3 separate regions of the Homo sapiens genome follow, and all the other regions are linked to region 2. Evidence: chromatin loops called from intact Hi-C (ENCODE). Cell type or tissue: PC-9. All regions are shown on one strand.

What was found. A loop is a pair of places that touch in the nucleus more often than their neighbours do. Peaks named below come from ENCODE experiments on the same cell type or tissue, not always from the same donor. Only the 100,000 strongest peaks of a DNase experiment are listed, where the experiment ranks them.
Region 1: a loop joins it to region 2, with 15 times the contacts of the local background. A loop is called at or near these places in 74 of 110 quality-filtered maps.
Region 3: a loop joins it to region 2, with 8 times the contacts of the local background. A loop is called at or near these places in 2 of 110 quality-filtered maps.

Annotation. Positions count from the first base shown.
Region 1 is chr15:83,555,362-83,563,361 of GRCh38, reverse strand. SH3GL3 (SH3 domain containing GRB2 like 3, endophilin A3) reads right to left here. Exons shown (of 9, transcript NM_003027.5): 2 at 4,041-4,109. Among named protein-coding and RNA genes, the nearest start is that of ADAMTSL3, 95 kb to the left of the region's middle. In PC-9, CTCF peaks have their summits at 3,612 and 3,811 (motif pointing right); a DNase peak (open chromatin) is centred at 3,871.
Region 2 is chr15:83,244,916-83,252,915 of GRCh38, reverse strand. No RefSeq gene overlaps it. Among named protein-coding and RNA genes, the nearest start is that of BNC1-AS1, 35 kb to the left of the region's middle. In PC-9, CTCF peaks have their summits at 4,142 and 4,342 (motif pointing left); a DNase peak (open chromatin) is centred at 4,325; H3K27ac peaks cover 384 bases.
Region 3 is chr15:83,742,600-83,750,599 of GRCh38, reverse strand. The region is part of intron 3 of ADAMTSL3 (ADAMTS like 3); the gene reads right to left. Among named protein-coding and RNA genes, the nearest start is that of ADAMTSL3, 92 kb to the right of the region's middle. RefSeq lists an enhancer at 5,534-5,703. In PC-9, a CTCF peak has its summit at 3,421; no DNase peak of the experiment used is centred here.

The sequences.
Region 1 (8,000 bases), 310 kb before region 2:
CAGTGAAGGAAAAACATGTTTGTTAGGCCATTTTATGTAATATTGAAAATGGAAATCAACAGGAGACTGATGGATAAATTATGAAACATCCAAGTAAAGGAATACTCTTTAATCATAAGGAAAAAAAATAAGGAAGATCGACATTCAAAGTACATACATAGAAAGCAAGCAAGCTGCAGAATGATTTATAATAGAAGACAAATCATTTTTGTAATTTAGAAAACTATGATCCTGCCAGGGTCACAAGTTTGCAACCAAGCAATCTTATCCAGCCTGAAATCGTATTTGTTCCCCTTAGGTAAATACATTAATTTGGGCTAAATAAATTAATCTGGAGCCCCAGGAAAGTTTTAAAAGACAGTACAGAAATGATAAAAAAGGAGTCAAACCTATATTACTGATACTTGTGTGCTGTGTGTGCAAGTGGGCATGTGAGTGTGCGTTTGGCCTAGTAACAAGTTTTGTGACTTTGAGCTCTCTTTGGTATGTTCAGCTATTTGCCAAGATTGTTGAAATGTTTAAGAGAATCTGATTAACTAAATATGTCTTATTAGTCACAAGAAATGTAAGGGCTTAGGAAAATGCTGTTAATAGATTTTATGTAAAGTTTGAGGGAGTCCTGTACCTTGCCTTTGTGATTATAGCTTGAAATGTCTAAGGGAATTTGCTTAATTATATAACTGGTGGTAAATATTTAAGGATTGAATCTGTTAAGCTTATGTGTTAATTAATGCAACCTCAAATGAAAATTAACTATAATGATTTTCATCATATAGCAAAATTACTAAATTTGGAAACAAGATTCATAAGTTCAGTTTAAAGCTTAAGAAAAATGAGGATTTTAGATTTATAATGTAACAAATTAGATATTAATTAAAATATAACTTAGAGTGCTCCCTTTGATATATACAACCCTTTTTGGACATGAAAAGCCACCACAAAGCTAAGAGTCATCTCTGAAAGATGATGATGAGAGGAATTAGAATGGGGATATTTTCTACTTCAGATCTTTTTTATATCTTTTGAAACAAAAAAGCCCAAGAAACAAATGACCAAAAACTTGCAGGTACCTTGTAGGCCCTGACATGCACATACTGGAGCTGCCTCCACACCAGCCCAAGCATCAAAACTAGAAATAAACCCTTTACAAATTGAAGAGTAAACATATTGGCTAATGTGGAGTCAAGATGAGCATTCAAAACAAAACAAAAAAACAACAACAAAAACTCATGTAGCTTAAAAACAAAATCTCCCTCCTAGAATAACTAGGGACACTATAGTGTGTGTGTGTGTGTGTGTGTGTGTGTGTGTGTGTGTGTGTGTGTGTGTGTTGTGTGTGTGTGTCTGTTCAAGTCAACCAAATGCTATGCAAATATCCTGCCAAACCATTAAGAAAAATAGAGGGAAGCAGAATGGTAAAAATTATTTTTTGTGAAGTCAACCTGGTATGACAGCATCTTGGTTAGTTAAGTCTGGAATTTCTGTTTAATGCTGGCACCCTGCCCATGAGGTGTCCCAAGGCCTGTGCCACTGACTCCCTTAGGCCCAGTCCCTGAGTGAGAGAGCTGCTAGCAGCTCTCATTTCTGACACTTATTTACAGCATTCTCTTTAAAAAATGCTATCAGTGGGCATATCCTCTTTCTTCTTCTTTATGTAATTTGTTTGTGTTTTTCCTTTTTCTCCCTCTTGGCCTCACTTGGTAGAGGTTTGTTGTCTTACAGCTTTTCTAAAGCTCTTGGCTTCATTGTTTCGATCTTTTGTGGTTATTGTTTTCTATTTTATTAATCTCTTTTTTTATCCATATTGATTTCTACCTTCTACCTAGAGTGATTTAATTTGCTGTTATTTTCCTAGCTTCTTGGATTGCATGATTTATTCATTTTCTCCCAACATTTATTTTCTTTAAATACATTTACAGTTTAGCCACATATCACAGGTTTTGACATACAGAATTGTCACTCATGCCTAAATAATGTCATTTTACTTTCCATTTCCTCTTTAAACTAAGAATTATTTTTACATATTTTTAAATTTCCAAACATCCAGAATTTAGAAGCTCTACTTTCCCTTATAATTCTTATGTTCTATGGAATCACTTTGGGAAATTTATCGAGTTTTTTTTTCTATAACCTAGTACATAATTGATAACCATATTTGTTCCAAAGGAATTTGAAAAATATGCACATTCTCCATTTGGGGAATGCAGATATCTATATTTATTTATAATCAAAGTTATTAATCATATTTTATGCAAATCCTCCATGAGCCTATTGATTATTGTCAGTTTAATCTATTATTTTATGAGAGAGGTATGTGAAGTCTACTTCTATTTTTATCAACTGTCTATGTATTTCTGACAGTTTCTACCTTAAAAATTCAGATGCTATGTTATGTAGTGCAGAATGGTTCATAACTATTATAATTTCCTGATAGACTACATTGACTGTATCTTTTTATAATTAAAAAGCTTTTTTAATTTAGTGCTTCTCTTGCATCAAATTTTATTTTGATTTTACTATTGTTCCTCTATTTTTATATGGTTAGCATTAATTATAGAATATTTTTTCCCATTACTTTCTCATTTCTGTATCATTTATTAGGTGGGTCTAATACCATCTAATGCATCTCTTCTGGAAAGTTTTAAAACTTCTGGTCATGTATTATATGTTTCCATGCTTTTCACTGCTGTAATAAAACAGATAATAGACTTTATATTTCTTCTGTAACTCACTGGGGTTTTTGGAGGTAAAAGGAGGTAAGCAAGAAGGATCTCAATCCATCAACCAAAACTAAAACTCTGGAAAAATGCTTTTAAATTTAACATTTCAACTGAATCATTTTGTTAGTAACAAAGCTATACATCACCTATTTGTATATTAAGAGTTTTTTTTAAGTAATTTAAGGTATGTCAATGGTGTGAACATGTTTCCATGGTTTTAAGGTTCAGAAATTAAGTTTTCTTTCAAAAGCAAAAACAAAATAAGCTTTTCTCCCTCAAGGCATTAACATTTCTAGACATTTAATAGTTCTCATCCAGAAAACAGAGAACTCCCTGGAAGATGAGCTGGCCAGAGCCAAGGTATCCTGGGGAGATACTCTCCCAGGCAGTGCGCAGCCTGGGGCTGGACTTCCTTCCCCAGCACCTGCTGACATCTCTGCTACCTACTGTATCTGCAGCCTTGATGTTACACCTGAGGGTGGATGCCTTGCTTCATTTCCTCCCTCTCTCCTCTGGGGTGGGGGGTCTAATTATTAAAACAAGGCTATGTTTAAAGGGCCCAGACAATGAGCAAAGAAACAGTATGTTGTTAATACTGGTGGTTCTAGTTCTGCCTCCACCTGAGCAACTCCACACAGCTGACTGGGAAACATGTTAAGGGACAGAGATGATACCATTTTTCTTTGGAGCATGTTACAATCATTTCTGTCTCAAGCCCGTCATATTTTTTGTAAGTTATTTCAAATACGTTAATGTTTGCATAATTCTCACAAAATCCATGTGAGACAAGCAGGGCACACTTGTCATCTCTGTATCAGTTCAAAAAGATGAATTCACTTATCCAAGTTCACACTCTGGTTCTACAGGCAGAACCAGGATAAAAGTTACTTGCTATGCAGCTCCTGCAACACATGGGAGCAGAGCCCAAGTCTTCCACACGGTAAATAAATCATTCTGCATTTCAAAAAATCTTGTCCCAGAAATACATTTTGATTCTCCAAAACATATACTACCAATTACTTTGGCCTTGCAGTAACTGCCAAGATTGCCCATCTTTTGCACATTCTGACTTCTGGCCACTAGAGGGTACCAGTTAGCCACATCGATCTCATTACTCGACCTGCCCAAACTGCATGTGGCTACAGGGGGAGGATCTGATTTGGGCTGGGACGTGGGAAAGTACTGCCTTGTAGATTGCATAATCCACACCTATATTTAAACATCCTAGATTTCCACTCGAATATCCTTTACAATAGCAGTATATCTCATATCACAATGAAAGTCAGTTTCTAATCAATTTACATATTAAAATGCTCTTACCCTTTCCATGTCAAGAAATTCATCGTCTAGTTTAGTTCCTTCAGCACCACTTATTTTTTCACTAAATAGCTGCAGAAATAAACATAAATAATTGCATTGTACAATGATTTCTTGTCACAGTTTTTTACCTAAATTATTAAAAACAGAAACAAAAAAACTTGGATTCAACTTGTTGGATTTTTTGAACTAACTCCTTTAAGAAAATTGTTGGAAGGGGTAACCATATCTAAAGGCACAGGAAGACATACATTTCTCATGCAGTCAACAGATATTTATTATGCACCTACTATGTGTAAAACACATGGTAAGTGCTGTAGGACATAGACAAGAGAGATACTTGTCATCAAGGAACACACAGTTCACCCAAAGAGTCAACACACAAACATTCAATTAAAAAACAAGAAAAGAACAATAAGAACCATTAAAAAATAATAGTACTAGAGACAAATTACTGTAAATGAACTAAGTGGTAGTCACTTCAGTGATGCACAGAATGGACTTTGAGAGCCCACGGCACTGGGAGTAGGTTCATGCGGGATGTGTTTCCTAGAAGATGTGGCATTTGAGCTGGCATTTTAAGGATAGAGAACATTTCATCGGGCGGCACTGAAGGAAAGGCCTTCTGGGATGAGGCATGGAAAAAAGAGCCAGGGGCAGGAATGGATAGGACAGGTTTTCTCAGCCTCGGCTTTATTGATATTTGTAGCAGATAATTATCTGTTGTGGGGGCTGTCCTGTGCACTGCAAGATGTTTAACAGCAACCCTGGTCTCTGCTTGCTAAAGGCCAGTACTACAAGCATGGACACACACACACATATACACACACACACACACACGGTTGTAACAACCAAAAATGTTGCCCAAGAGCTGAGGACAATTTGTGTATGGCCAATGTGCTAAGAAAAAAAAACAGCAATAAATTGTGTTTAACTGTGAAAACTAGTGCACAAGGAAGAATGGAGGAAAATAAAATCTGAAAGTTACGCAACGCCCAGAGCACAGGGATTCTCAAATGCCAAGCTAAAGAGTACGAGTGAGAGATCCCTAAAGAGTCTTCATCAAACACAGAGAAACCCTTTAGAAAAGCAAGTCTGGCACCAGTAGGGTTGGATTAAAGAACGAGGAAGACAAATTGGAAGAAGAAAATAAGTTCAATCATTTTCTTTAGCAAAACACATTAACATAATCTACGCCCTTAAAATAGTAATATGAATATGCAAATCCACAGTAAGGGAGGTGCCATCAATTAAAGGTGAAAAGATGGCAGGTTGTTTTAAATACAAGTGTAGTTACTACTACTATTACACATGCGGTATTACTATTTAATAGGAAAAATATAAGTGGAGATAGTATTTTACTTAAATTCGAAGTGTGAGAAGGAATTTCTTGAAGACAACAGATACAGAAGACTACAAAATGGCCAGGGTTCTCCATCCTCCCTGTCCTGCGTCTTTACAGTTCCTCCGAGCTAGAGTTGGAGTCTATCTTCCCACCTAGTGAATCTGGGCTGGGCTTGTGACTTGTTTTGACCCCACAGAAACAAGCCTAGCTAGGCAGGAAGAGATCTTGTGTGCTTCTACTCACTCTCTAGAAACACTGTTGCTACCCTGTGAACAAGCAAGCCCAGGCAAATTAACTGAATGGAGAGAAACAAGTGGCCCAGACACCCACCAAGGTACAACCAGTCCATCCCCAGAATCAGAGCCACCCAGCTGACCTGCAGGTGACTGCAGTAACGTGAGAGACCCCAGCTGAGATCAGCCCCATCTGCTGAGGCATGGGAACAGGAGTCCAATAAACGGTATTGCTTTAAACCACTGAATTTTGGAGTGGTTTGCCACATAATAGAAGTTATCTGGTACACTGAACAAGAATCCTTACTTTTCAGGCTGAGTACAGAAGTCAGAGAGAATTAACCTAATGTCTTGATACAAGGCATAACTTCCAATAGAAAAAATGAAAAATTTCATTTCCACACACCAAGCAGTGTTTTAACAGATGTGTCCATCAGTTAACTCTCCTAAACATTTTCATTGTTGTTGTTCAGTAGTGAAATCATCCAACATATTGGTTCTCAACTTTGGAGGTAATAGCCTGAGGATCTAAGGAAAGTTACACAATCTCTCCTGGGGTGGGGAGTGGCACCTCCACGTTTTGTTGCCATGGTAGAGTACAAAAGTGGCCACAGGCTTTGCAGCTCCTCTCATTAAGAAGTCTATTTTTCCACGCTTCGACTTGCTTTGGCCAATAGAAGAGTGTAAACCACACTGTATAGCTATAAATTCCAAATCAGTACTCACAAAGAGGCTCTACAGATACTTCTGCTCACTCTGTCAGGTCCGCTGTGACTGCTTCCACCTGACCAAGTCTGGGCTGCCTTGTTGGAGAATGAAAGACCACGTGGATCAGAGATCAGCCATCCCACCTGAGCAACCTCGGGCCATCAAGCCCTCAGCTCACCTGGCAGCTGACCGGCAACAGGTGAGTGAGCCCAGCAGCGATCAACCACACCAGCACATCCACCCACCCAGTGCTCCCAGCCCAAATTGCTGACCCACAGAATCATAAACTAAATGAACTTTTTTTTTTGTCTTAAGTCGCTGTGTTTTCGGATGGTGTGTTATATAGCAAAAGCTGACTGATACAGTGGCCTGCATTTCCTGTGACTATTGAAACCACAGAAGCCCACATGTAGATCCACGTTTTAAAATAACCATTTGAAAATCCCTTTGGCTTGGAGAGTTGGACCCGAAATCCCTTTAATCCGAACGAGTTCGCACTTGTTCAGGTTTTACTTGTTCTATTTTCAGAAACCAAAATGTCTAATAGAAGGAGTAGTGTTTCTACTTTCAAGAACAGAAACTAGTGACATGAATATATCTTGTTTGAAAAGACAACATATGGGATCATTTTCAACAGGAGTCACAGGTTAAGAGTCATGATCATTCGTTTCTGCTTTTCCTGAATTTCCCAGTGGTGTTTACTGTTTTGATACATTAAGTATAAATACACATATAGCATTAGCTGTTTAGGCCACGTAATTATATTTCAGAGGTCAGTCAATGAACAAATATTGTTTGTTGAGCATCTACTATGTGCAGGGACATGACTGGTACTTGGGATAGAAAGATAAAAAAAGATAGACGTGATTCCTACAGGGCACCTGGCCTCCTTCCAAGGTTACAAGGTTATTTCCTCTAGGTGCTGGAAGCTAAATATAAATACTCAAGCTTCTATTTCTGGTGAAGATGACTATTCAAATTCAACTCCGATGCACTCCCTATGCTCTGAATACAAATCAAGGATAGATTAAATATCAAAATATGCACTCTTTATGCCTTGAATACATAGCAAGGATAAATTAAATATCAAAAAAAGAAAACCAGAAAGATAAGCAATGCTCAAAAACAGAATAAACATTTTTGTGAATCTGAAAATGAACAGAAACACAACATGATGAACAAGGTTGAAGCCTCGGGCCTGCTGGGCTTCTTGCCTGCACACAGGCTATGACAGCCAGCAGTCTGGTTCCTGCTGAGTACAAAAGGATCTAAAAGTGCTCCATGAGACCAGAGTCTGGGTTCAAGTTCTGCTTACAGCTGGGGATGGAAAAGCAAATGAGGCTGGGAAAAAAAATTCAGATGTAAACCCCTGTCTGATGCTACCACATGTGGCAATCTGCAGGCCCAAGGAGACTGAAGAACAAAGAATCAGTCAAGTCACATCCCCACCCCCTCCAGCTCTGTGACTGGATCCAGATAGCCCCAATATCACCACAGAACAGAAACCACGGTTTTGTACTGGGGCCTTGGGAAGCTGGGTGGAAGAAGCCACAATCACTAGAGAGAAGTGAGCACAAGAAGTTGGAATTAAAATTCATCCTAGATCTAAATTCCAAGGCACATGAATAAAATATAACACCAAGAAAGAGAGCCGACAAAATCACATAACATAACATG
Region 2 (8,000 bases):
CATTTCACCACCAATCAACCATTTTCCTCCTCCTGTTTCCTTGGATTGAAGAATGGTGCCACCACCCACCCAGCCAACCCAAACTAAAAACCCAGGGTCAATACCAGGCATGGTTAAGAGCATGGCTCTTCAGGTCGCTGGGGTCAAACCTTGGCTACTCCACATACTAAATGAGTGGCCTTGTCCAAGTCACAGCTTTTTGGGTCTCAGTTTCTTCGTCTGTATAATGAGGATAAAAACAACGCCTGTAATCCCAGCACTTTGGGATGCCGAGGCAGGCAGAACACTTGAGGCCAGGACTTTGAGACCAGCCTGGCCAACACAGTGAAATCCTGTCTCTACTAAAAATACAAAAATTAGCTGGGTGTGGTGGCGCACCCCTGTAGTCCCAGCTACTCAGGAGGCTGAGGCACAAGAATCACTTGAACCCCGGAGACGGAGGCTTCAGTGAGCCGAGGTCACACCACTGCACTCCAGCCTGGACAACAGTGCAAGATTCTGTCTCAAAAAACAAACAAACAAAAACAGTCTCACCCCTCCCCCCCAAAAAGAAAAGGTACTGATCAGAATTAAAACACCCATCAACAATAACAAAATAGTCTGTACTTTAGTGGTTTGTGATGAGGCTCAAATGACAAGGTGTTTATGAAGCACTTAATGCCTGGAACATAAGCACTCAACAGATGTTAACTACAATGTCTTCGTCATCCTCATCATCATCACTATCCTAGGCTTCTTTTATTTCATTCCCTATAGCCAGCAATCAGTTGCCAAATCCCAACAAGTCTACCTACCAAAAAACACTCTAAAACCCCTTTTCATGTGCGTAATCAATGTTAGTTCAACAAGACAATCCTCTCCTTCTTTCTCTTCCTTCTCTAAGGCTATCTCAACAGCCTTTTGACTTACTCTCAAATCCATCCTTCTGATGACGTCCCCAGGGGGTTCTACAGTAACAGAAAATCCTTTGTGACCATGCCTGGCCTCAGCAGGCTGACCCCAGCCCTTGCTCCACAGTCTCCGCTGGTGAGCTGCCTATGACCATGCATGTATTGCTGGCTCTGCGGGAGCTGCCTTTGCAGTCCCCCATAACCCTTGAGCCTCCCCTTGAGCCTCAGCTCAGGTATCATCATTTCCAGGAAGCCAACTCCTTCCCCCACAGTGCTGGGCGAGCCTATGGCACCGTGTGATCGAGGTTTGCTTACAGACTTGCTTTACCACCGCCCCCCAACCTCATTTGCAGTCCTACTGTCAGCACTCCCCCTTCAACAAGGGGCTTTACCCATGGCCTCCAGTTTTCAATCAACAGATCTATTGAGAACCCACCTACTATGTGCCTAGCACTGTTAATCTATGGTGGTAAGTATAATATACACCGTCCCCGCCCTTGTCCACAAGGCTCTGAAAATGTATTTACACCCTACCCTAGCAAGGGTCCAAGAATATATGGGCACAGATATGGCAGATTGTCTATTTTAGGTTGTCTTTTTCCTGAGTGACCTGATTCACTCACATCCTGATTTTGCCTGATTTCTTAAAATCTACCTCTATTAGGAAAGTTTATAAGCCACTGATTCTTTTTTTCCTTTATGATAAAATTTGCATAACATAAAATTTACCATTTTAACCATTTTAAAGTATACAGTTCAGTGGCATTTAGTCCATTCACAATGTTGTGCAACCATCACCTCTATCTAGTTAAAAAGCATTCCATCACCCCAAAACAAAACCCTGTACCCAGTAAGCAGTTTTCCCCTCACAGCAGCCCCTCACAACCACTAATCTACTTTCTGCTTCTATGGATTTGCTTATTCTTGATATTTCCTGTAAGTGGAATCACAAAAGCCAGCCTTTTGCAACTGGCTTCTTTTACTTAGTATAATGTTTTCAAGCTTCATTCCAGTTGTAACATATATCATTCCTTCTTATTGCTACATAGTATTTCATCATGTGGATATGACATATCCATTTTAATTTGTTTATCCATTCATCAGCCAATGGACATTGGATAGTTTCCATTTTTTGGCTATTATGAATAATGCTGCTATGAACATTCATGTACAAGTTTTTGTGTGGACATATGTTTTCAATTCACCTGGGTATATACCTAGGAGTGGAATTGCTGGATCATATGTTAACTGTGTGTTTGACTTTTTGAGAAACTGCCAGACTGTTTTCCTAAGGTCACTGATTCTTAAACATAGCTACACACTGGAATCACCTGGGCAACTTTTAGAAAGTGCTGTTTCCTAGGTCCCACCCTCGGAGGTTCTGATGTAATTGGTCTACTTTGTGGCCTGGGCAGGGGGAGTTTCAAAGTTTCCCAGGTGATTTTCCCCAGCCTGGGTTGAGAATTTCTGATATAGACGAAGGGGACTCAGAGGTGTTGTATGCATCAATAACTCTTGAATCTGCCCTCTGAAGTCAGTGTTTTTAGATCTGTTTGATTGTGAGAATTTTCTGGGACACTTAATAAAAATACGTATTCTGGGCAGGTGCAGTGGCTCATGCTTGTAATCCCAGCACTTTGGGAGGCCAAGGCTGGAGGATTGCTTGAGCCTGGGAGTTTGAGACCACCCTGGGCAATATAGCGAGACCTCATCTCTACAAATAATAAACAAAATTAGCTGGGCATGGTGGCACATGCCCGTAGTCCCAGCCACTCAGGAGGCTGAGGTAGGAAAATCACTTGAGCCTGGGAGGTTGAGGCTGCAGTGAGCCATGATCACACCACTGCACTCCAGCCTGGGCAACAGAGTGAGACCCTGTCTCAAAACAAACAAACAAACAAAAACAACCTAGGCCCTTCTTCTGGAAATGTCCTACGTAGAGGGTCTCAGAAGGGTACTGGGAATCTGAAGGTTCAACATACACTTCAGGTGTATTTTATGATCTGGCAAATTTCTAAGCAATATCTTAGATCCTCCTTGTTTCTTAAAATGTGGGCCCTGACCAGTATCGTCAGTATCACCTGGAGCTTGTAAGCAATGCAAATTCTAACAACAACTAAATCAGAACCTGCATTTTAACAATTCTGCAGTGACTGTAAGCACATTAATAACTTAGAAGCACAGTGTTAGACTACCAGCCTCAAGCAGTATAGTCCCCAAACAAGCGGTTCTCATACTTGAGCATGCCTTAGATTCTCCGAAAGGCTCATTAAAACACAAGTTGCTCCCAGAGCTTCTGATTAAGAAGGTCTGAGATGGGGCCCAAGAATTTCCATCTGTAATAAATCCCTGGTGGTGATGATGTGCCATACTGGGGACTACAGTTTGAGAATTTCTGGTCCCTCGTCTGGACCACAATTTCTCAAACTTGGCACTATTGACATTTTTGGACCAGATCATTCTTTCTTGTAGGGAATTGTCCTGTGTTTTGTAAGATGTTCAGCTGCTTCCCTGGTCTCTACCCACTAAATGCCATAGCACCCCCAAAATTATGACAACCAAAAATATCTCCACGCATTGTCAAATATTCCCTGATGGGAGTGGGTGACAAAATAGCCCCCAGTTGAGAATCACTGGTCTAGACTCTTCTTAAAAGGGAAAAGTCCTGCTACTCATTCTGTTCATGGGAAGAAAAGACTCAGTCCCTGACTTGGGCAGCCTCTCTCAGCCTCTCCTCCCACCTCCTCAGATGCTGGGGCATCTACAGAGGAGCTTGAGACCCCTGAGGGAAAACCCCTTTGGACCAGGATTTCCTCATCTGGGGAAATGAGAGCCTGTTCTTAGCTCCCTGGCAATCGTGGGGCTAGAAGAGAAGCATCTGACTGAGTCTCTGGACACCAGCTGTGCATTCCTGAGCAGGTAGCCCAGCCTGTCACCCCCCTTCTCACCCACAACTCTTTTTTTTTCTTTATTTGTCGGTTCACAATGCCTCCACGTTTATCTATTGAAATGTGTGGGTTGTTCCCTGTCCCTATGCTTCTATCTACTTATTGAAATGTGTGCATGTTGGTTCACAGTGTCTCAAAATCTACATATTTATTGAAATGTGTGGTTGGCTCAGTGTGCTTCAACGTCTTTTGCTCTTTCTTCTGCAAGACATGCTCTGGCTGATCATTAAAGCCAGATTAGTCAAGAAACTTTAAAAGCAGCCACAGGCAAACTGTTTAAAGAACAGAATGCCTATTGGTCACCTGATTCTTTTAAAACTACACCCTAGAAATCTGTGTGATTGGGAATTTTAATTAGTCTGAATTGCTATACTTATGTTCTTTGCAGAGAGCTAAGACTACTGAAAAAAAAAATTGTTTTTTTAAAGGAGCTTCCTAGCTTTCCAATCTGTGATGCTGGTTAGCATTTCAGATTGTTAGGAAATAGTGCCCTCTGCTGGAATTACTTGGTTATTGCAATAGGCATTGTGCGCTACTTCTGAGTCCTTTCAGACCTCCGAGATGTATTATGTTTGGAAAGTCCCCTGGTGACCCCATGTACCTCTTCCAGTTACAAGGCTAGCTGAAAAGAGGACATATTTTCTGAATGGTCTTAATCCTGCTTCCAGGAATTGAGTGCCTCAGCCTAGAACATTGGATTGGAGTAGGTTTCCCACGGGCTTCCCCCGCAACTCCCGAGATGGCATTTGCCTTCCGGGAGAAGAAGCTGAATCCAGAGCCCCTCCGGGTCACCAGCCACACCACACGCAGAGGACTGATGTGGTGGAAAGAACACGTTTGGGGACTCGAGGGTCCTGGCTTCAGCTTCCACCTCTGCACATCCCTAGCTGTGGGGCCTTAAACATCTCTAATGCTGGAGCCCTCATTTCCCCATCTGTAAAATTGCCGTTTCAGACTGTACTTTGAGGGGTTCTAGGGAACCTCACAGGTGCCTCACAGGCCGTTCTGGAGGGAGAGCTAAAGAGGAGATAAGAAGTAGCTTGGACAGCTCCCAAGCACCACACGAGCTCCTTCCACTTCCATCTGGTTTCATGTACATTTAATATTTTGTTCTATGTTCTGCGGCTAAAAAAGACTTTCCTCTTGAAAACCATGCAGTAGGTGACCTCTAGAATTCTTCCAGCACTTTCTCTGATTCCTACCATGAGTGTTTCTGTGAGGAGGTGTGTCTGTGTGTTGTTGCTCTAACCTGCACCACCCTGCCCTGCTTTTTGAGCCAAGTTAAGGAGAATGGTAAGGGCTGAGGGTGTTCTCTGTCTTCTTCCTGAAGAGCATCCAGCCCAAAGTAAATGTTCAGTATGTGTGATAAAAATGGCTCCTTCAAATTTACAGCCCTAAATGCCCACATCAAAAAGTTAGAAAAATCTCAAATTAACAACCTGACATCACAACTGAAGGAACTAGAGAAGCAAGAGCAAACCAACCTCAGAGCTAGCAGAAGACAAGAAATAACCAAAATCAGAGCTGAACTGAAGGAGATTGAGACATGAAAAACCATTCAAAAGATCAACGAATCCAGGAGCTGGTTTTTTGAAAAAATTAATACGGTAGACTGCTAGCTAGACTAAGAAAGAAGAACCAAATAAACTTTGTCATTTACAGAAATACAAATAACCGTCAGAGACTACTATGAACACCTCAATGCAAACAAACTAGGAAAATCTAGAAGTAATGAAGAAATTCCTGGACATATACACCCTCCATAGCTGAACCAGGAAGAAATTGAATCCCTGAATAGACCAATAACAAGCTCCAAAATTGAATCAGTAATAGGTAGCCTGCCAACCAAAAAAACCCCAAGGCTAGACAGATTCACAGCTGAATTTTACCAGATGTACAAAAAAGAGCTGGTACCATTCCTGCTGAAACTATTCCAAAAAATTGAGGAGGAGGGACTCCTCCCTAACTCATTCTGTGACACCAGAATCATCCTGATACCCAAACCTTGTAGACACAACAAAAAAGAAAACTTCAGGCCAATATCCTTGATGAACATTGATGCAAAAATCATCAACAAAATACTAGCAAACCAAATCCAGCAGCACATCAAAAAGCTTACCCACCACAATCAAGTAGGTTTTATCCCTGGGATGCAAGTTTGGTTCAAAATATGCAAATCAATAAATATGATTCATCACATAAACAGAACTAAAGACAAAAACCACATGATTGTCTCAATAAATGCAGAAAAGCCTCAATAAAATTCAACATCCCTTCATGTTAAAAACTCTCAACAAACTGGGTATTGAAGAAACATACCTCAAAATAATAAGAGTCATCTATGACAAACCCACAGCCAACATCACACTGAATGGGCAAAATCTGGAAGCATTCATCTTGAAAACTGGCTCAAGACAAGGATGACTTCTCTTTGCACTCCTATTCAACATAATATTGAAAGTCCTGGCCAGAGCAATCAGGCAAGAGAAAGAAATAAAGGGCATCCAGATAGCAAGAGAGGAAGTCAAACTATCCCTATTTGCGGACAACATGATTCTATATCTAGAAAACCCCACTCGGCCCAAAAGCTCCTTGAACTGATAAACAACTTCAGCAAAGTCTCAGGATACAAAATGAATGTGCAAAAATCACCAGCATTCCTATACACCAACAACAGTCAAGCTGAGAGCCAAATCAGAAACACAATCCCATTCACAATTGCCACTAAAAGAATAAAATACCTAGGAATACAGCTAACCAGGGAGGTAAAAGATCTTTACAAAAGGAATTCTAAAACATTGCTCAAAGAAATCAGAGATGACACAAACAAATGGAAAAAAATCCATGCTCGTGGACAGGAAGAATCAATATAATTAAAATGGCTATACTGCCCAAGGCAATTTACAGATTCAGTGCTATCCCTATCAAACTACTAATGATATTCTTCACACAACTAGAAAAAACTATTTTAAAATTCATATGGAACCAAAACAGACCCTGAATCGCCAAGGCAATCCTAAGCAAAAAGAACAAAGCTGTAGGCATCACGCTACCCAACTTCAAAGTATATTACAGGGCTACAGTAACCAAAACAGCATGGTATTGGTACAAAACCAGACACATAAGACCAATGCAACAGAATAGAGAGCTCATAAATAAGACCACACATCTACAACCATCTGATCCTCAACAAAACTGATAAAAACAAGCAATGAGGAAGATTCCTTATTCAACAAATGGTGCTGGGAGAACTGCTAGCCATAAGCAGAAGATTAAAACTGGACCCCTTTCTTATACCATATACAAAATCAACTCAAGATTGATTAAAGACTTAAATGTAAAACCTAAAACTATCAAAACCCTAGAAGACAACCTAGGCAATACCATTCTGGACACAGAAACTGGCAAAGATTTCATAATAAACATGCCAAAACCAATTGCAACAAAAGCAAAAATTGACAAATGGGACCTAATTAAGCTAAGGAGTTTCTGCACAGCAAAAGAAACTATCAACAGAGTAAGCAGAAAACCTACAGAATGGAAGAATGTATTTGCAAACTATTCCTCTGACAAAGGTCTAATATCCAGCTCTATAAGGAGCTTAAACAAATTTACAAGAAAAAGTTCCCATTAAAAAGTGGGCAAAGGACACAAACAGGCACTTCTCAAAAGAAGACATACATGTGGCTGACAAGCATATGACAAAAAGCTCAACATCACTGATCATTAGAGAAATGCAAATCAAAACCACAATGAGATACCATCTCACACCAGTCAGAATGGCTATTTTTAAAAAGTCAAAAAATCACAGATGCTGGCAAGGCTGCAGAGAAAAGAGAATGCTTATACACTGTTGGTGAGAGTATAAATTAGTTCAACCATTGTGGAAAGCAGTGCAGCGATTCCTCAAAGAGCTAAAAACAGAACTACCATTCAACCCAGCAATCCTATTACTGGGTATATACTCAAAGGAATATAAATCATTCTATTATAAAGACACATGCACGCATATGTTCATTGCAGCACTAGTCACCACAGCAAAGACATGGAATCAACCTAAATGCCCATCAATGGTAGAATGGATAAAGAAAATATGGTACCTATGCACCATGGAATACTATGCAGCCATAAAAAATAATGAGATCATGTCCTTTGCAGCAAC
Region 3 (8,000 bases), 500 kb before region 2:
AGCCTGGCGACAGAGCAACACTCTGTCTCAAAAAAAAGTCTCCCCCATGCAAAAATCTGTCTGTGAACCATTTTGAAAAAGAAGGGGACCAGAGTTCTGATCAGTGAATTTATCTTTGTCATTTGTTATCTTTTGTTTTTCCCTAAATTATCTGCTGATTATGGGCATGACACCAAGCTATGATGCAAAACTTACAAGGGAAAAAGAAATATAATTTACTTAAGTCCTCAACAAGTATGGGCTCAAACTGGTTCATTTCTTTACTGCCAGGGTTAATCCCGTTTTCATTATTATTTAAGTAGAAACTTAGGTGAAGACAATCCATCCCTGTGCAATACGGAAAGCTAATTCTGTATTCCAGGTAGCTGTGTTGAGTTACCAGATATACTGTAATTGATTAAGAAACAAAACCCTTAGGCTTGTAATAGCTGATACGTGACTCTGGTTCAGCTTGAATCCATAATTCATTGGCTTCAAATTTTGTGTGTAAATACAAAGATTTGCAAGGCCATAGAGTGGAGGAATCAGTTAATAAACAAATATCCAAAATAAAGTTTCCAGAAGTCTGGTTTCACACTACACTAGTCTTCAACATCTTTCAATGAGCACGCAGTTGAAGGAACACAAACGAACAGATCACTTTAAGGTAGAACCACAAAGTGTTACATCTGGAAAGGGACTTCTGAGCTTATCATTTTTACAGATGGCAAAATTGAGGTCCAAGAGGAAGACCTACACAGTCAAGTCAATGACAAAGAGCTTGAATGAGAACTCAGTTATTTCACCTTGCAACCCAGGACTCTTTTCGAGACCCACCCTATTCGCTTTCATGAATTACTAGTCTATGGCCATCTTCCTGCCTTGGACCTCCTGCCACTACTATTCATCCTCTACATCTAGGCCAGATGTATCCCTTTAAAACACAATTTCACACCTTAGTAACACCTCCCCACTGCTCAGACCATCTAGTGTTTTCTTAATGTCCACAGGACAAAGTTCAGAGTCCTTAGCTGGGCAGTTAGAACCTTCCACCTGCGTCCTACTAACACTCTAACATCACCTCCTACTGCACTTCCAAATGTAACAGCCACTGCAGTCCAATTGTTCTGTCCATCACAGCTCATCAGAACTGTTCTGCATGCATTTGCTTATGCCATTCTTCCTATGGTGACATGTTGACAGCTGCCCAGAATCCCCATCAATAAAGCTCTCGTTGCCTTAGCTGCAAGAGTGTACTATCAAACAGCCTTTAGCCATCAGTCTTTTCGGTGGTTGACTTAGTTGCAGGAAGGCATCTCTCTGAGGGTCACATCCCTGGCCAGGGGAAAATTAAAAGCTAACCTTGGAGAATGTCCTTCAGCCAGAGTCATTTCCACTACTGCCCTGCAACTGTGAGAGAGGCACAGCATCCAGCCCTTCTCTCACACCTGTGGACACATTCAGTGACTCAGCAAAGCAGGGGTCTAACTTAGGACAGCTCAGTCCAACTTAGGACAACTCTAAATGCTATTCTTGTTCCAGAGTTTCTTGTGGGCTGTGCCAAGGCTTTCTTTGGGGCTGCATTTCAGTTTGACACCTCCCACTGCTCATCCTGCTTCATTCTCTTCCTTCCATGAGTGTCAATCCCAAGAAACTCCCAAGTAACCATCTTGCATGTTAAACTCCTCTCAGGGTCTGCTCCCTGGAAAACCCAGCATGCAACACTCCCAGCCCCCAAATACCGGCTCCCACTGTCTTTCAAGGTCTACTCCCCAGGCCACTCCTCTTTACAAGTCCTGTAGCAAATATAGATCAGTTCACTTATTTTACATTAATATGAACCACCTCATACCAATAATTCCTTCTTAGGTATGTGAAGTCACAAATGCATGCTGTGTTTCTTTCTTCTTTCTTTTCTTTCCTTCCTTGCTTCTTTGTGTGTGTGGTATTTTTTTTTTTTTTTTTTTTTTTGAGACAGGGTCTTGCTCTGTCACCCAGGCTGTTGTGCATTGGCACAATCTCAGTTCATTGCAGCCCTGACCACCCAGAGTAAAGTGATTCTCCCACTTCAGCCTCCAACTGGCTGGGACTACAAGTGCATACCACCATGCCTGGCTACTTTTTGTGTATTTTTTTGTAAAGACAGGGTTTCGCCATGTTGCCCAGGCTAGTCTCAAACTCCTGAGCTCAAGGAATCCTCCCACCTTGGCCTCCCAGAGTATAGGGATTACAGGCATGAGCCACCATGCCCAGCCTGCCTACTCTGTATCCCTAAGAACTAGCATCATGACATTGCTACACAGTGAGTGATCAATGAAGGATGACAATCTTGATAATGAAGATGTAACCAATCTTGAACTGACGATCCACTTCAACTAATATGTCATTCTTCTTTCCCTGCTAGACTATAGTTCCCTAAGGGCAGAGTGCTGCTATCCCCACAGGCTCCTTGTAAGAGGCACTGAAGAAAGGAGCAGTGTACTTTTGATGTGCTACTCCCTTTAGAATGAACGAGAATAAGTTTGATTTGTATTCTCAAACATGGGATTGGAGGTGAAGACAGAAAGGAGAAGAAATGTTTTCTTTAAGGGGAATGACATATGAGGAATGTTGTACAAGGTCTCTCTTCCATGCCAACAAGACTCCAGGAGACGCCAAGCAGACACTTGCTGAGAGCTGCCATTCTGGTGCCAGGGAGTCTGGACCTGCCAGATCTCATGGCTGCTCCACCCTGAGCTGCCCTCGTCCATCTAGGATGACCCATGTTCTGAAATAAGATCCGCTTCTCCATCCTTAAACAGCCAAGCAAAACTGTTCCTTTTGTTTCTTTCTCACAGAGAGCAATGGATGTTTGGGAGACATCGGTTTGTCTTAATTAAAACAAAACTGCACCACAGCCATTCTTACGAAGTAGACAAAAAGTAAACAAGGACCTATGATGAACAGTTAGGGCCAAATTTTGAATTTCATGACATGTGAACATGGTCTGAAAAGGAAAGATAAATCCTCTCGTCCTCCAGGGGAACACTTAAAAGCTGACCTTGGAGAATGTCCTTCAGCCAGGGCACAGGGTCACTTCCACTACTGCTCTGAAATGGTGAGAGGAACAGCGTCCAAGCCTTCTCTCACACTTGTGGACAGATCTGGATGGGTACCTGAGAGGAAGTCTAACAAATAGGAAATGGAAAAACTTACTGAAACCATTTCTCCTGCCAGAGCAGAAACTGACCAAAGTGGGGACACTACTACTGCCTTGCAGTGCCAAATAATGAAATGTTGTTTCAACACTCTTCCCAAGTGAGGAAAGAGAAAGTGAAAGACGAGCAGCAGAGGAAAGCAAAACAGGAACAGGATGCAAGTGTGGGATTAGGGAGGCAGCAAACCTCAGAAATGGCCAGAACTGGCTCTCAGCTAACTAGGATTTCAGACACTTGCAGCAAGAGGGCAGCCCAACACTTCCTTATCTAACCTAACTTCCAAGTGACACCTAACACCATATCATCTGGGCAGCCTTCTCTTAAACCCCATCTAACCCATCACTTCTATTAGTCTTGGCATTTTTCTCGATGTCCACACAGAGGTAAAGTATATGAAAGTTCTAAGTTCTAATCCTTTTATTCGCACTCCCCATAGAAAATCCATAGCAAAGCTTTGCCTTATATTATTGCCATATATTACATTATTGCCTTACATTAGTACAAACTGAAAAGTATTTATTCCATCAGTTTAATAAGTAAGAAAATTTCATTTTTTTTAAGAGGCAAGGTCACACTTTGTCACTCAGGCTGGAGTGCAGTGGTACAATCATGGCTCACTGCAGCCTCAACTCCTGGGCTCAAGCAATCCTCTCACTTCAGCCTCCTAAAGCACTGGGATTACAGGTGTGAGCCACAATGCCTGGCTGACTTCACTTTTTAAAAAATCAGAAACTACTTCCAACCCGAAGTATACTGTTTTCACAAGAGACTAGCTTCATCATGTAACTATCATTGTAAATATCATTCACATTACCCAAAAGGTTCCCAGTTAACTGCAAACAGGAACATGAGCAATAGACCGCAGTTGATGTATTAACTCTGTCATTCAAGAGCTGGTGATTTTGATCCAGTTATGTATTTAAATACGAACATTTTCATGGGTAAAGCAAACAGAGGATTTGTGACAGACACTGATAGTTAACACCCAATATCCACACCCTCCTTTCTTTTTTGCTAACAGAACCCCAGGTGGTGAATCATAAGTCAACAAGACTATAGTGTTCACACTTTCCCAGCCTCCCTTGCACTCTGAGTGGCCATGTGAACCAGTTACGTGTCATTGACCAGAACTGGTTCACATGGCCACTCAGACTGCAAGGGAGGATGGGAAAACTGGTCATTTTCTGTCGGTGCTTCTGGGCAAACATCACATTCTTGATTAATAAGACAAAGGGACATAGGCAATTCTATACCTCTTCTCTCCTTTCTTCCTTGGAATTCAATGTGGTGCTTGAAGCTGCAGTGCCATTTTGCAACCATAAGAGGAACGGCCAACCCACTGAGTACAAAGAACAGAGGGAAAGGAGCCTGGATTTTGAGAGCATCACTGAGCCACTGTCCCAGGCCTATTTGTTAGAACAGCCTTTGGCATGGCATTATGTTCCCTGCAGCTGACAACACTAATAACTGATAGAGGGTTGTTGTGGAATTAAAGAAGAGATTATGTGAAAGTCATTTGATAATGTACCTGACACAGCTTTGTCTGGTTCCAAAGACAGCCTCTTTCCATGACAACAGGCACTTATGAGATTGCATTTATTCATAACACATTTTGCCCAATGGCACCAGATAAACCAAGTGTCACTCTATGTACTTTTCACTTCATTGAATTAATGTAGATAGCTTCATCTTGAAACAGAAAATGTTTCCTTGACCCCCTTCTCGACTGGGAACTGGAGTGCATGGGTGCTAGAACTAGCCAGTCGCTTGGGTGCTGGCAGGGGTGGACTGCACTCTCTGGAACCTATTGCACTCAACCCCTCATGGAAGGAAGCACACAGGTGAGCAGGTGCAGGAGCCGGGGCAAGTGCTTTTGGGTGCTGGCAGGAGCAAAACTCCATTCAGACTCCACAGCAGTGTCTAGGAGGAAGTACCTATGACCCCTGAAGCCCCAGAAGGACTGTTACAGTCAGTGCTCTTTTAGCTTTGCCAGCTTAAGTGTTATGCCACTCAGTGGGCTCTCTGCCTTTTCATGTGAGGTGGTTGCTCTCCGCTAATGAGGACAGAGGGTCAGCATGACAGCCTTTAGCATCCACACAAATGGCACCCAAGCTCTTGTCCAGCGTCCAGGAAAAATCAGGTTGCATGAATGAATTGAAGAGTGGAGGATTTTATTGCCGACGAAAGTGTCTCTCATCAGGAAAGGGAGCTGGAAAGGGGATGGACCAGGAAGGTGATACTCCCCATGTGGACTCCTCTCTGAAGCAACGTTGTCAAGCCGCCCAGCCGAAGTCAAGCCGCTTCTCTCTGATGTCCAGTTGCTTCTCCTCTTCTCTGCTCTCTGCCAGCTGAGCCTGGGGTTTTTAGGGGTCCAGGATGTGGGGCAGGGCAGGCCATGGGTGGTTTTGGAAAAGGCAAACATTCGAGGAGGAAAACAGGAATGCATGTTCTCACTTTGGGCTGGGGTTCCAGGCTTGAGGGTGGGGCCTTTGCCAGGGACCCGCCCTCTTATGCCCAGAGTTTCCCTGCTTCCTGTCCCCATCGATATAATAAACAAACACACTCTTTTGACATTACACAAATGGCTTCTCTAGGAAGGCATATGTAAGACACCCCAAACACGACAGTCCTGCTGACAAACCACTGACTGAAAATTAATGCTCATTTGTGGGGAGGGTAGTAGGGAGATTTGGCCAAAGGATACAAAATTTAAGTTAGATAGGTAAAATAAATTCAAGAGCTCTACGGTACAACACAGGTGACTATACTTAATAATGATGTATTGGATTCTTGAAAATTGATAAGAGATTTTAAGTGTTCCCACCATAAAAACAATGATAAGTATGTGAAGTAATACATGTTAATTAGCTTTGCCAGTCCACAATGTATGCATATTTCAAAACATCATGTTGTACATCATGAATATATACAATTTTTGCCAATTAAAATTAATTAATTTTTTAAAAGAAAATTAATGCTCAGAGACAACATGTACTTGAGTGTCCATATGGCAATTCTTGCTCATTTTAGCTAATGGAGATAGAAAATTCTACTTTACACAGAGTGAGAATGAGAAAATCATGGAATCTGAAGTATGTAAATTAGAAAAAAATATTTTTTGGTGTCTTTGGCAAATATTAAGTCACGTGTGTGGTTTTATCTTCCTCTATATAGCAAAGCCCTGCTTTTTCTGGAACTATTAGAATTAAGTATGCTATATAAATGAACTTCCCACATGAAGAAAATTTGCCTTTTTTTAAAATAAAAAAGATATGGCCGGGCGCAGTGGCTCACGCCTATAATCCCAGCACTTTGAGAGGCCGAGGCAGGCAGATCACGAGGTCAGGAGATCGAGACCAGCCTGGCTAGCACGGTGAAACCCCGTCTCTACTAAAAATACAAAAAATTAGCCGGGAGTGGTGGCACGCACCTGTAGTCCCAGCTACTCAGGAGGCTGAGGCAGGAGAATGGTGTGAACCTGAGAGGCAGAGCTTGCAGTGAACCGAGATCACACCACTGCACTCCGCCTGGGCAACAGACGCCATATCAAAAAAAAAAATTAAAAAGATATATGAGTTAAGGAAATCTTTTCTTGTTGACTCCATTATTGGTATAAACATCCATTATTACACTAGATTGAAATACAGCCCTTTAAATATCTTCATCCAATCTCCTCATACAACTGCTGTCTATTCTCATATCTTCGGGCACAGTGTTAGACTCTGGTTACTCTTCTACCCTGTGGCTACTTGCCTCCCCTCCCCAGCCACGGCTGACAGAGAAATCAGACAGTCAAAAATGTCAAACTTGTAACAAACCTTGATGCTTTTGTGCAGGGAAAACAAAATGGTATACTCCTCAAAAGGCAAGGGAAAGCACACTTTTTTTTTTTTTTTTTTTTTTTGAGACGGAGTCTCGCTCTGTCTCCCAGGCCGGACTGCGGACTGCAGTGGCGCAATCTCGGCTCACTGCAAGCTCCGCTTCCCGGGTTCACGCCATTCTCCTGCCTCAGCCTCCCGAGTAGCTGGGACTACAGGCGCCCGCCACCGCGCCCGGCTAATTTTTTGTATTTTTAGTAGAGACGGGGTTTCACCTTGTTAGCCAGGATGGTCTCGATCTCCTGACCTCATGATCCACCCGCCTCGGCCTCCCAAAGTGCTGGAAAGCACACTTTTTAAAGCATTTATTCAAATCAGAAAAAGTAAATGTTAGACAGGTTCCTGATTTTGCTCTTTTAAATGCAAGGCAAATGGACAGAATGATAGAAGGGATAAAAATGGGATGATGAGGTCACAGACTCTTGCTAAGAGGGAGCTAGTGTAGTAAAGTTAGGAGGTAAGCGCAGTTACAATAACACAGGAATGTAAGTACTAGATATAAGCAATAACAGAACAGAAAATTCAAAAATCTGAATCACACAGAAACAGGCAAATATTAAAGCTTCTCTGCAAATGCTGATGGAAAGTATAATGAAATTAAAACAATGAGAGAGAAAATAACAGATGTGGAGATCAAAGAACAGTTTTCATTATAATATATAGACAGTGTTTCCAATTGTAATAGTGAGAAACTTTTCCAAGCTGAAGTCAGATCTACAAACACAGACCGAAGAAGGTGACCCCATTTTAGGCAAAATCATTGGAAAGGAACTCTCCCATAAACACAGCCAGTCAAAATTTCTGAAACAGAAAGATTTAGAACTAATCTTACTAGCTTCCAGACAAGAAAAGCACAAATGATTACAAACTACAAAATCATGCTGTCCAAAAATTACTTTATTATTTTTATCTTTTATTCCACTTGGTTATTCCTAATTTTGTGAAC